3 separate regions of the Homo sapiens genome follow, and regions 1 and 3 are each linked to region 2. A link is a loop called in an ENCODE intact Hi-C map of the cell type or tissue named here. Cell type or tissue: heart left ventricle. All regions are shown on one strand.

Region 1 (4,000 bases), 110 kb after region 2:
TTCTGGAAGTCAAGCCCCACAGTGGACCTCGAGTCCCTCTGTGAATAGGAATGTGCTCGGGCAGGGAACCCGGAGCACCAGCCGCTGGGCCCCTCGTTCCCCGGCTCTGCAGCGTCTTCGGGTCCTGTGGGTCTGGCTGTGCCCAGCCCTGCTGCCCGTGGACTATAGTGTCTTGGGGTCCTGCAGGCCTGGCTGTACCCGGCCCCAGTGCATGGTGGCAAGTGCCTGTGATCCCAGCTACTCAGGAGGCTGAGGCAGGAGAATCACTTGAACCTGGGAGGCAGAGGTTGCAGTGAGCGGAGATTGCGCCATTTCACTCCAGCCTGGGCAGCAAGAGCGAGACTTTGTCTCAAAAAAAAGGAACGTGCCTCATTCAGTGGTTCGATGGTGGTTCTGATCAATGCCCAGAAGTTCTGATGGAGCTTCTGTCAGACACAGGCTGAGTATCCTTCACCCCAAAATTAAAAAAAAAAAAAAAAAAATTTAAAAAAACCTAAGCACTCCTAGGTGGCGCCCGTGTGGCACGCCTGGCCCACACTTGGACCCCACACCCTGAAGGCCAGGACTTCCAGGCCATTTCATGTGGTGACCATGGAGCAGGCGCTGGGTTCGTTCATTCCAGAGAGCCCTCTTGCAAGTCACGGTGCCGAAAATGGCAGCTCTGCTTAAAAACGAACCCACGCCAGAAACCTCGCGGAATGCGTGTAAATCACACCACACCAACGTCACTTTCCACATCTGCTCATCTACCTGGCTGGTCCCAACATGGCCCCTGCCAGGAGCAAGCCGGTGGCGCCTCCAGAAGAGGAAGGGACGCTGTGCAGGCTTCACGGACGCTGGAGGGCTGCGGGCTGTGGAGCTGGTCTTGGAGACCAGAGCCACCTTTGAAACATACCGTGGTGTTGGGATGTCACTAATGAGTGTGTCATTTTGCTTTGAGTTTGTCTTGGTGGCACTTTGACCTGACTGGTCACCATCAGGACGAAGTCGCCGACAGGGTGGGAACTGCCCGTCTCTCTGAGCTGTGGCCCTTGGGTCCCCGGACCGCGCCTGTGGCCCTCCCATCCCGCCTCTGTGAAGCCGCAGCGACTGTCCTTGCTGGACAGAGGGTTCTGTGGCTGGAGAGACTTGGCCTTTTTCTGGGGGAGGGATGCAGATGGGAAAGGGGCTCACTGGGTGCTGCCGACACCACCGCACCTGCCCTAGCCCAGGCGTCACTCAGGCCTCCTTTTGAAGCTAGGAGCGGCGAGGGGCTGAAAGTGCACCCTCGGCCCAGGGCCTCTGGCTCGCCTCTGGAGAACAGGACCTACGCGGGCCGCAGGAGAGGCCAGGGGCACAGGCACCCCTGTCTCCCCGGTAGGGTTGGGCCTGGAGGAACCTCCCAATTCGCACTGAGAAGCAGCTCCTGAGAGGAGGAGGGGCCTCGTGTTTTGGGGTCGAGTTCGTTTTCCTGTTTGGCTCCCCCCTCAGCCCCATTCATCCCTAGTCTGAAACGTTTCTTCCGAGCACCTGTCCGGTCTCCTCATCCACCCTCTCCGTTCCGGTTCCAGGCAGTTTCCCAGCTACCTCGAGACGGTGACAAAGGACATCCTGGCCCCCAATCTGCAGTGGCATGCGGGGAGGACAGCCGCGGCCATCCGCACGGCTGCCGTGTCCTGCCTCTGGGCGCTCACCAGCAGCGAGGTCCTGTCGGCAGAGCAGGTACGGGGCTCCCTGCGTGCTCGGTGGACACCGGCCGGGGACTGCGCAGGCTTCCTGGCGCCCGGCAGAGCTCCCGCAGCAGGAACTTGGGCAGGCAGCAGCTGCACCTCCACCTGGGGCCCGTACCCCAAGAGGCTCTCCCCACACTGGCGGCGGAAGGGCAGGAGCCGGCGGCCGGGCTGCGGTTCAGACAGCAGGCGGGAGAGCGGGAGCCAGGCCGCGGGCCCAGCCAGCCCGGTCGTGCTGCGGGTTTTGCAGCCGCTCATGAGCGTGCGGTTTCTCGGTTTCCGGCCCAATGCTGGCTGCAAGACCAGGAGTCGAATCCCAGGATCCAGGCCAGAGGACGGGCCTGGGCTTTCCGCATCGTTTCTATGAACACCTCCGGCTGGTACCAGGTGTCAGAAAACAGACACTGATGCCCGCCCGCGTCCTGGTCGCCGCCCGGCGGGAAGGCGCTGCCCTGGGCGCCCGTGCAGCATCAGCGCCACCTCCTGGTGCACGCGGGGTGGTGCGGTCGGTGCTCCAGCCGAAAGCCCCACGTCCTTGGGGCCCAGGCGAGCCATTACCCTGGTTTAGGGTTAGTGCCTCACCTAGGAGTTGTGAACAGTGTGCGTATTTTCTAAAAATCAAGTAAGCAAGTTAAAAATTGCTCAAAATCTAAATTTTACAATGAAGATTCAAGCCTACTTTTTAGGTAAAGCTTTCAAGCCCCCTAAGTCCTTCCAGGCAGGAGTGCACGGATGGTGAGCACCCCCACCCCACCCCAGGACAGATGTGAGTCACGTCGTATGTGTTTGCTGATTGCAGATACGGGACGTGCAGGAAACACTGATGCCCCAGGTCCTGACCACCCTGGAGGAGGATTCGAAGATGACGCGACTGATCTCATGCCGTATTATCAACACGTTCTTAAAAACCTCGGGCGGCATGACGGATCCAGAGAAACTCATCAGGATTTATCCTGGTAGGACATTTCTGTTGTTCACAGCCTGTGTATATGCAGTCAGCCCTCCGTGTCCCTGGGTTCCGTTTGCATCCATGGAGTCACCCAAACTCAGATCAAAACTATCTCGGGCTGGGTGTGGTGGTTCACACCTTTAATTCCAGCACTTTAGGCAGGAGGGTTGCTTGAGCCCAGGAATTTGAGACCAGCCTGGGCAACATAGCCATACCCCGATCTCAACAAAAAATTTAAAAATTAGCCAGGGCTGGTGGCACACACCTGTAGTCCCAGCTACTCAGGAAGCTGAGGCAGGAGGATCGCTTGAGCCCAGCCTGGGCAACAGACCAAAACCTTGTCTTTAAAAGTAGGGGTGTGTGTGTGTGTGTGTGTGTGTGTGTATGGCTACATATATACATGTTTGTGCATTTATACATACAAATACAAATTTGTACTTACATTTGCATATATAAATATGTATGTATTGGGGGGCAGAATTCCACAGTTCCAAAAAGCAAAGCTTGAATTTGTTGGGCACCAAGTACAACGTTGAACCCGCATGAAGAAAGCATCATGTACACATTGCATTCGGCCTTAAAACAACATTGGACCCTCGTGAAGGAAGCGTCGTGTGGACGTTGCGTTCTGCCTTAAAACAACGTTGAACCCACGTGAAGGAAGCGTCGTGTGGATGTTACATTTAGCGTTAAACGTAATCTAGAGACAGTTTAAGGTGTGCCGGAAGATGTGTGTGGGTCATGTGCAAATACTATGCCTTTTTTTATCAGAGACTTGAGCATTTGAGGATTTTGGTATCCTAGAGGAGGAGGATTCCTGGAACCAAACCCCACAGATACCAAGGGACGACTGTATTTAAGTTTGATGGTGGCTTGTTTTATAGAAAAAAAGCAGAAAACGTGGCCGGGCACGGTGGCTCACGCCTGTAATCCCAGCACTTTGGGAGGCTGAGGCAGGTGGATCACAAAGTCAAGAGATAGAAACCATCCTGGCCAAAATGGTGACCCTGTCTCTACTAAAAATAAAAAAATTAGCTGGACATGGTGGTGCGCGCCTGTAGTTCCAGCTACTCAGGAGGCTGAGGCAAGAGAATCGCTTCAACTCAGGAGGTGGAGGTTGCAGTGAGCCAAGATCGCACCATTGCACTCCAGCCTGGGTGACAGAGCCAGACTCCATCTCAAAAAAAAAAGAAAATAGAAAATGCTCATCTTTGACTTCTGTTCAAGTTGGTACTATGAGAACAAACAGCAATGACAGATGAAATACCACAAATTAAACGGCACAGCAAGAAGCAAGGCAGAGGTCTCCAAACCAGCACTGGGTGGGGGTGACAAGGCTCAG
Region 2 (4,000 bases):
GATGCTTTGTATTACAAGGAGCCCCATAGGGCCAGGACCAGCTCGACGGTTACATTCCCCTCCATGGAGGGCCCTCCCCACGCAACCTTCCCTTCGCCTGGCCTCTCTCCACAGACCCCCATCCCCAGCCAGCTGGTGAATTCCTCACACCCGCTGGCAGGCGACGGGGCTATTTTTAGTGACCAGGGCTCAAGAATGGAGCCATGCCAGGACCCATGGCGTCCGTCGGAATGTGAAAGCTGGTGCATCCCTCCTTCTGGTCGCTATGTGGTCCCCGACACAGCACAGTGGCCAGTGCTGCACCAGGGCTTAGCCTCAGGCCTGCATGAACACAGCCTCTGCCCTGGCACCCTCCATCTGAAGGACAGCCCCATTCCCTGCCCGGGGCAGTGGGCCTTCCTGCACCTTCTCTGGGCCTCGGGTCCCCATCCACATACTGGGTGCTGGAGGCAGAGGCCACGTGCAGCATCTCAGCCCCCAGGTCTGCAGGGGCTTGTCAGTGACAACAAAACGTGAACTGGCTAGGGGTCAGAAGATGTGGTACCGGAGACCACACACCACCAAATTCCACAAGTTTCAAAATGTTACAGCAGCTGCTGGGTGTGGTGGCTCATGCCTGCAATCCCAACACTATGGGAGGCTGAGGCCAGAGGATCGCTTGAGCCCAGGAGGCTCAAGTCCAGCCTGGGCAACACAGCGAGACTCTGTCTCTACAAAAACTAAAAAAAAAAAATAGCTGGGTGTGGTGGTGCACGCCTGTGGCCCCAGCTAGTCGGGAGGCTGAGGCAGGAGGATCACTTGAGCCCAGGAAGTCGAGGCTGCAGTGAGCCAAGATCGTGCCACTACACTCCAGCCTGAGCAACGGAGCAAGACTGTGTCTCAAAAAAACAAAAACAAAAATCTCAGGGCACCAAACAGCCAGGACCACAGGCAAGATCCACGCAGGCCACGATCACCTGGGGGAAGTGGTAAGAAAGACCTGAGGTTCTTCTCTCCACTCACAAATCAGACAAAGCAAGAGGGCTTGTTGTCACTGTGGTATTAGATAGCGCCAGCCCTGGAGACCCTTTGAAACAGGCTCCACGGAGAGCTGCAACTGCCCCGCAGCTCCAGGCGCAGGCCACGAGACTTGTTATTAGCTGGAAAACGCTAGGCGTGTGGAAAATGACTGTTCTCTTAAAAAGGTTGTTGTCTTTTCCCGGCAGGTTAATGAGCTGTGTGTGCATTCACGGTGGGCAAGTCAGCCCCAAGCAGCCACATCCCAGCCAGGTCAAAGTCCCAGCTTCTACTCCAAGCTGGGTGGCCCGACGCAGCCTGCTTAACCTCTCTCTGCCTCCCCTGCCAAACGGCAGCCTCGGGGGCCACGGGGGAGCTCTAGAAAGACAACATGCCCGAGGCCCATGGCCCAGGGACTGGCCATTGCATACATCATCTGATGCAAGCTTCAAACCCCAGGCTTCAGCCTCCGTTGAATTCAGCTTCTAAAGCCTCCCGGGCTCACGTGGCCCCTGATTTGCTAACCTCAAGGTCTCCTCTGCTGAGATCCAGCTGGGCTTTCTGCAAATGGAAATCAAATTCTTTGCATGTTCAAGCCATTAAGCATCTCCTCGGATGAGGCCCTGCATTTTCCAAAATGCTAATTTTGTTTTTTTAATGTTGCCCGAAAGGGAAGCAGAAAGTCCCAAAGCCCAAGCCAGAATGGGGAGAGGGGGCCGTGAAGGCTCAGAGAAGCCAGGAGACAGCTCCCTTCAGCTGCCCGTGAATTCGGCAGAAGGGCTTGTTTTTCCCATCACCTGAGGATCCGAGCCAGTTTGTGGAAAAACAGACTGCAGAGATACGCGGGTGGGAGGAAGAGAAACAGCGACAGATAACAGACAGCTGCGCAGGCCAGCGGTGCTGCTCAAGCCAGAGGCCTGTTTTAATTAAAGCAGCAGAGAGCTGGAGCCACTGCCAGGAAGGCCGCCTCAAGGGTGAGGTGCCCTCGCCTGTGCCCGTCTGGCAGCTCCAGTAATGAGGTCCCCGCCGGAGGCCCAACGCACAACACAAACACGCACGGTGCCACCCAATTATCACGTTTCTCGGCTCCCAGGAGCTCAGCGATGCTCCCCCTACAGGCGCCCTAATCAGGGAAAGCCGGGAAGGGACCGGGATAGAACCCAAGGGCCTCCACCTCACTCCCCAAGGCCTGGGACACACGCTCCAGGGACAGCCTTCATGGTCCTGGCACATCAGAGAGCTCCGGAACATGCGGGGCTGCTTCCCTGGGACACACGCTCCAGGGACAGCCTTCATGGTCCTGGCACATCAGAGAGCTCCGGAGCACGCGGGGCTGCTTCCTGAGGCTGCTGAGGTCCCTGGCCGAGGCGTAACTGCCCCGGGCACCCCAGGTAGGATGCGGAATCTGCTTCGCTCCAATAGCTGACACAAGGTGAGAAGGCTGCACCTACCACCACCCTGGGGCCTGCCCTGGGAGCTACTCAACTCTGCAGAGGGGCTGTGCAGGTGCCGTCCCAGGGGATAAGGACACCCCACTCCAGCCCCAGCTGGACAATTGCTGTGTGGGTCAGTGCAACAGGCCAAGGCCCCCTCTCACTGGGTCTCAGAGCTCTGTTCAGTACAGTGAGGTGGGGACAAGGTGGCCTCCTAGGGATCTTCCTGCTGACTGTGGGTGCTGGGAGGCCCGGAGCGGCCTATTCACCAACTCAGGCCCAGGGTGGAGCAGAGAATGACTCAAGGCTACCCCAGCCTCTTTCTCAGACCAAGTACTGAGTGGGGCCTGACTGCGGGGTCTGTCTGGATAGCCGGGCCAGCCTCCAAGGGGCAAGGCACCATCCAGAAGAAGTACCTTCATGGACTCCACTGCCACACAGCCAAAGGGCCACAGAAAGATGGTGATGACAATGACCACAACAGTGATGATGATGGCGGTGATGATGATGATGGTGATGATAAAGATGATGATGGCAATGGTGGTGATGAGGATGGTGGTGGTGATGGTGATGATGATAATGATGGTGATGATGACAGTGATGATGGTGATGGTGGGGATGGTGATGATGATGGTGGTGATAACGATGATGATGGCAATGGTGGTGATGAGGATGGTGGTGGTGATGGTGATGATAATGATGGTGATGATGACAGTGATGATGGTGATGGTGGGGATGGTGATGATGGTAATGGTGATGACTATGATGGTGATGATAATGATGGTGGTGATAACAGTACACACATAGATATTCTTGCTTTATATTCTCACAACAACCTCAAAGTAGGTTTTATTATCTTCATTTGACACCTGAGGAAACTGAGGCTCAGAGAATGTTATTACTTATAAATGACATCCACAACTCTCTCCTTCCAAAAGATGTTTTAAACACACCTTAAATTCTGTGGTATCTGAGTGAGATTGTGTGTGCATGACTGTGTGCATAGGCGTGCCTGGGAATAAGACCACTCCAGCCCAACACCTGTGTGATGGGAACTCCTGGTCCTGTCTCACCCCTGAGCTGTCTCCCTGCAGCTGCAGTTCACTACAGGACAGTATGGACCCCGCTCACTGGCAATGCCTAAATCACCCATTCTCAATCTTCCTTCACCATGCAGGCAGGGTAGCGGCAGGTGCAGGTGATGTGTCCTTACAGGGGAGGGAGCACAGGCTTAGGTGCCCAAGAACTCGAGCTCAAACCCTAGCTCTGCTCCTGAGGAGTTGTGGGGCCTTGGACAAGGACAGGGAAGGAAACTGAGGCTGTGAGGTTGACACTATGCCTCTCACAGATCCTGTGCAAAGGCCCAGGGAAACCCTTCGATCAAGGCCAACTAGCAATACCACCATCCTAGAAGGACAGGCAGGCGGTCTGGGGGAGTTGCAGCCTCCCTCACAACCACGTTGCACTATCTTCCTTTAAATCAAAGGTCTTAAACATAATTTCTACCCTTCTCCAAGCTTACGTATCTCTCGCACAACCTTATGTATCTCCCACACTGTTACGGATCGACA
Region 3 (4,000 bases), 56 kb before region 2:
AGGGAGTGCACCCACGGGGACACTCCGAGGGTGGCCTCCTGCCTGCCCTGATTACTTAAAAAGGAGATTCTTGGAAACCTTTGCGGGCCCACAGGTGCACCCTGACTCCCAGGGATGGGGGCTGAGCCACCCAGGAAACAAATATGAAATCAAAGATCCAGACAGCCCTGACCCTCCTGATTCCAGGGTCCATAAATAAGTCATTCTTAAAATAGTGGTTGTTTTCTCTCTATTTAAGAAGTGCTTCTTTTTTGAGTCCTTGTTCCCAACTTCCCTGGCAACTCAGTTTCCTGTTTCCTCCGGGAGGAAGGCAGAACTGCAGGAGAGGTCAGTGTGTGGCAGGGCTGTAGGGAGGGCTGGGGGGCCTCCACTGTCCTCCCACCTGGGGAGGGATCAGTGTGTGGCAGGGTTGTAGGGAGGGCTGGGGGGCCTCCACCGTCCTCCCACCTGGGGAGGGGTCAGTGTGTGGCAGGGCTGTAGGGAAGGCTGGGGGGCCTCCACTGTCCTCCCACCTGGGGAGGGGTCAGTGTGTGGCAGGGCTGTAGGGAGGGCCGGGGGGCCTCCACTGTCCTCCCACCTGGGGAGGGGTCAGTGTGTGGCAGGGCTGTAGGGAAGGCCGGGGGGCCTCCACTGTCCTCCCACCTGGGGAGGGGTCAGTGTGTGGCAGGGCTGTAGGGAGGGCCGGGGGGCCTCCACTGTCCTCCCACCTGGGGAGGGGTCAGTGTGTGGCAGGGCTGTAGGGAGGGCCGGGGGGCCTCCACTGTCCTCCCACCTGGGGAGGGGTCAGTGGGTGGCAGGGCTGTAGGGAGAGCTGGGGGCCCTCCACTCTCCGCCCATGGGTGGTGGGGCTTGGCCATGCTGCCCCAGCCCCAGTCCCGGGCACCTGGCCCCGGTGGGGACATTTCCTGGCCACGGCCTCCCTGGTGCACGCATCTGCAGGAGCCGCCCTGGCACCGTTCTCTAAACTGCATTTCTTCAAAACCACAAAGTATGGGTTCTCAGAATGAACAGACCTTTAAGAAATCATTTTACAATTCCTCCCTCTTTTTTAAAAAAATATTTCAACTTATAATGGTAAAATATTCCATTAAATGCCTTAAGTAATCAAATGGACACTGTGTACCCCCCACCACCCAGCTCAGGACCCTGCTGCCTCCACCACTCTCTCCTGGAAAACTGTCCAGCATCACAGCTGCGGCTCCAGCCTCCTCCGGGCCCAGGTGTGGAGGGCAAGTGCTGCCTCCACCACCCTTGCTATGCGTCTCCACTTCACACATGGGCATCCGTGACCACACGTGTGCACCCGTGAAAAGCGTGCATTTCCAGTGGTGTCTGCATCATTTGCATATCACTGACAGAAAGATACCCTTTCACAATTCTATTCTCCCTCCTGACCCATATTTTCTGAAATGCACCTGGGTGAAAACATAAATCTGGAAGCTTCTTTGCTCCTTTTACAGCTGCCTAGTATTCTTTTTTTTCTTTTAAGAGATGGGGTCTCATTTTGTTGCCCAGGCTGGAGTATAGGGGTGCGATCACAGCTCACCGCAGCCTCCAACTCCTGGGTTTAAGGTGTCCTCTCACCTGAGCCTCCCAAGTAGCTGGGACTACAGGCACGTGCCACCACGCCTGCTTATTTTTATTTTTTATTTTTTAATTGATGGGTCTCGCTATGTTGCCCAGGCTGGTCTCCAACTCCTGACCTCAAGCAATCCTCCTACCTTGGCCTCCCAAAGTGCTGGGATTACAGGCATGAGCCGCTGCACCCGCCCTGCCTGGCATTCTCTATATGAAAACCCTCGCTCCTTCACCTGTTCCTGCCCAGATGGACGTTTCCAGTGCTTCTGGTTCCTGCCATCACACGCTGGGCCACGATGGACATGACAGAACTCCCCATGAACAGGGGGCAGGTCAATGTGGCTGCACCCCAGTGACTCGAGGCTCACGTTCCACTCACGTGCTTCTACCACAGCCTAAGCAAAGGCAGGGGTGGGCTGAAACCCTTCCTGGGAGGTTTCAGTCTCCAGAGGGGGCTGTTCAGTCCTTGGTATCAATGAAAGCCGACTTTCCACACACCCAGGTGCCTGGGCGTGGCCCCGCTCAGAGCAGCCCCTCCTGGAGTGCCTCTTAAATGAGCCTCACTGGGTTGCTCCGTTGGCCACACAGGTGTCCCTCATCTCCCCAGGGACGGAGGAACACAGTCCCCAACTCTCTGTGATCAGCAGAGCCCAGAGAGCCCAGCCTCGTGTACCAAAAAGGTCTGGGAGCCCCATTTTTCTTCAGAGGAAATGTTAATGCCCGAATGTCACCAGCTCATCGCCGACAAAGGCCTGAACACAAACGTCTCCAGGCAACAGCCCCGAGGTGAGGTCAGCTCTGTCCATGTCCCCCCCGCACGGCTTCACCCTCTTTTTCCACTGTCTGCCCCTTTCACACAAAACCCCCATGGCTTCCTCTTTCTCTCAGCACTTAATGGCATTAAAAGGCCCTGGCCTCTTCTGTCTGTAAAAAACAGTTTTCTCTTCTCATCCAGCAGTCACTCTGGAAGGTTACGTGAAGCTGCTGGCTCAGATTTTAAATCGTCTCACATGTGGGTTGCCCCACCTACCCCATCAACAAACACAGCTTCGCACTTCTGCATCAGAGGCTGTGCTGGGTTCTGGGGACACGGAAGGCCCCCAGCTCTCAGGCCTGGTAAGAGAAAGAAAAACACGAAGACATTCCAGCCGGCCCTTCCTGCGGGGGCCGAGGGCAGAGCCCCTGGTCTGTCTCTTGCTCCATCCTCACCCGCCCCTATGAGGTCAGCACTGCTGTTCCGTCCAGTTTCCAGATAAGGAAACAAGACACAAAGTAACTTCACCCAAGGTCAAGAAGCCAGGAAGAGGTGAAGTCAGGCTGAAGCCCCTATCATGAACGCTCCTCCACGGTCTGGCTTCCCTATAGGGGCAGAGCCCTCCTCCGAGCAGAGCATGTGCCTCCCTCTCGTCCACCCCTCCCTCTCTCTGTCTCTCTCTCCATCTGTGCCCTGGACTGGTCTCTAAGCTGGGGATTGAGGGCCTGAGCGTCTGGGACGGCCACCCCCAGCTCTCTCTGGGCAGGCGTCCAGTAAGGAGCCCCTGCTATTTGGGTCAGGGCTGGCCAGTGGTGCTGGGTCAGGACAGTTTCCAGGAAACGGCCTGTCCCGGGTTCCAGTCCTACCTGGCCTGTGGCTCAGAGATCACAAACCTTTTGAAAGCCCCCGCCCACACCACTCCCGATCCTGATGCCTCCCCCTCCTGCAACACCTCAGTTCCTGTGCTTCTCACTCCACGGATGGCTTCCGCCTCCCACAGCTGACTGAGCTCTCAGATGGAGACCACATGTTCCTTGCAGGCTCTAGTGCCCAGCCCGGGTCTGACGCAGAAGCTCCTCAGCACAATATGGATGGTTGGATGGGTGGGTGGATGAACGGATGAGTGAATGGACACATGGATGTACAGGTGGGTGAGTAGACGAATGAATGGATGGATGGATGGATGGATGGATGGACAGGCGGGTGGATTGAACAGGTGGGTGAGCGGATGGATGGATGGACAAATGGGTGAGTAGATGAATCGATGGATGGATGGACAGGTGGGTGGATGAACAGGTGGGTGAGTAGATCAACGGATGGATGGATGGATGGACAGGTGGGTGGATGAACAGGTGGGTGAGTAGATCAACGGATGGATGGATGGATGGATGGACAGATGGATGGACGGACAGGTGGGTGGATGAATAGGTGGGTGAGTAGAATAACGGATGGATGGATGGATGGATGGATGGACGGACAGGTGGGTGGATGAACAGGTGTGTGAGTAGATTTGAGTAGATTAATGGATGGATGGATGGATGTAAGGATGGATGATGGATGGATGGACAGGTGGGTGGATGTACAGGTGGGTGAGTAGATCAACGGATGGATGGATGGATAGATGGACAGGTGGGTGGATGAACAGGTGGGTGAGTAGATCAACGGATG

What was found. A loop is a pair of places that touch in the nucleus more often than their neighbours do. Peaks named below come from ENCODE experiments on the same cell type or tissue, not always from the same donor. Only the 100,000 strongest peaks of a DNase experiment are listed, where the experiment ranks them.
Region 1: a loop joins it to region 2, with 2.1 times the contacts of the local background. A loop is called at or near these places in 7 of 110 quality-filtered maps.
Region 3: it touches region 2 in a loop (2.1-fold over the local background); 3 of 110 quality-filtered maps call a loop at or near these places.

Annotation. Positions count from the first base shown.
Region 1 is chr7:772,498-776,497 of GRCh38, forward strand. DNAAF5 (dynein axonemal assembly factor 5) reads left to right here. Exons shown (of 13, transcript NM_017802.4): 10 at 1,551-1,701; 11 at 2,509-2,665. Among named protein-coding and RNA genes, the nearest start is that of PRKAR1B, 47 kb to the left of the region's middle. In heart left ventricle, a CTCF peak has its summit at 2,197 (motif pointing left); a DNase peak (open chromatin) is centred at 2,187.
Region 2 is chr7:664,033-668,032 of GRCh38, forward strand. All of the region lies in intron 4 of PRKAR1B (protein kinase cAMP-dependent type I regulatory subunit beta), which reads right to left. Among named protein-coding and RNA genes, the nearest start is that of DNAAF5, 61 kb to the right of the region's middle. In heart left ventricle, CTCF peaks have their summits at 299 and 2,113; DNase peaks (open chromatin) are centred at 211 and 1,944; H3K4me3 peaks cover 673 bases; H3K27ac peaks cover 3,237 bases.
Region 3 is chr7:608,271-612,270 of GRCh38, forward strand. The region is part of intron 4 of PRKAR1B (protein kinase cAMP-dependent type I regulatory subunit beta); the gene reads right to left. PRKAR1B-AS1 (PRKAR1B antisense RNA 1) reads left to right here. Exons shown (of 2, transcript NR_110054.1): 2 at 1-232. Among named protein-coding and RNA genes, the nearest start is that of PRKAR1B-AS1, 7.4 kb to the left of the region's middle. In heart left ventricle, no CTCF peak of the experiment used is centred here; a DNase peak (open chromatin) is centred at 2,091; H3K27ac peaks cover 1,981 bases.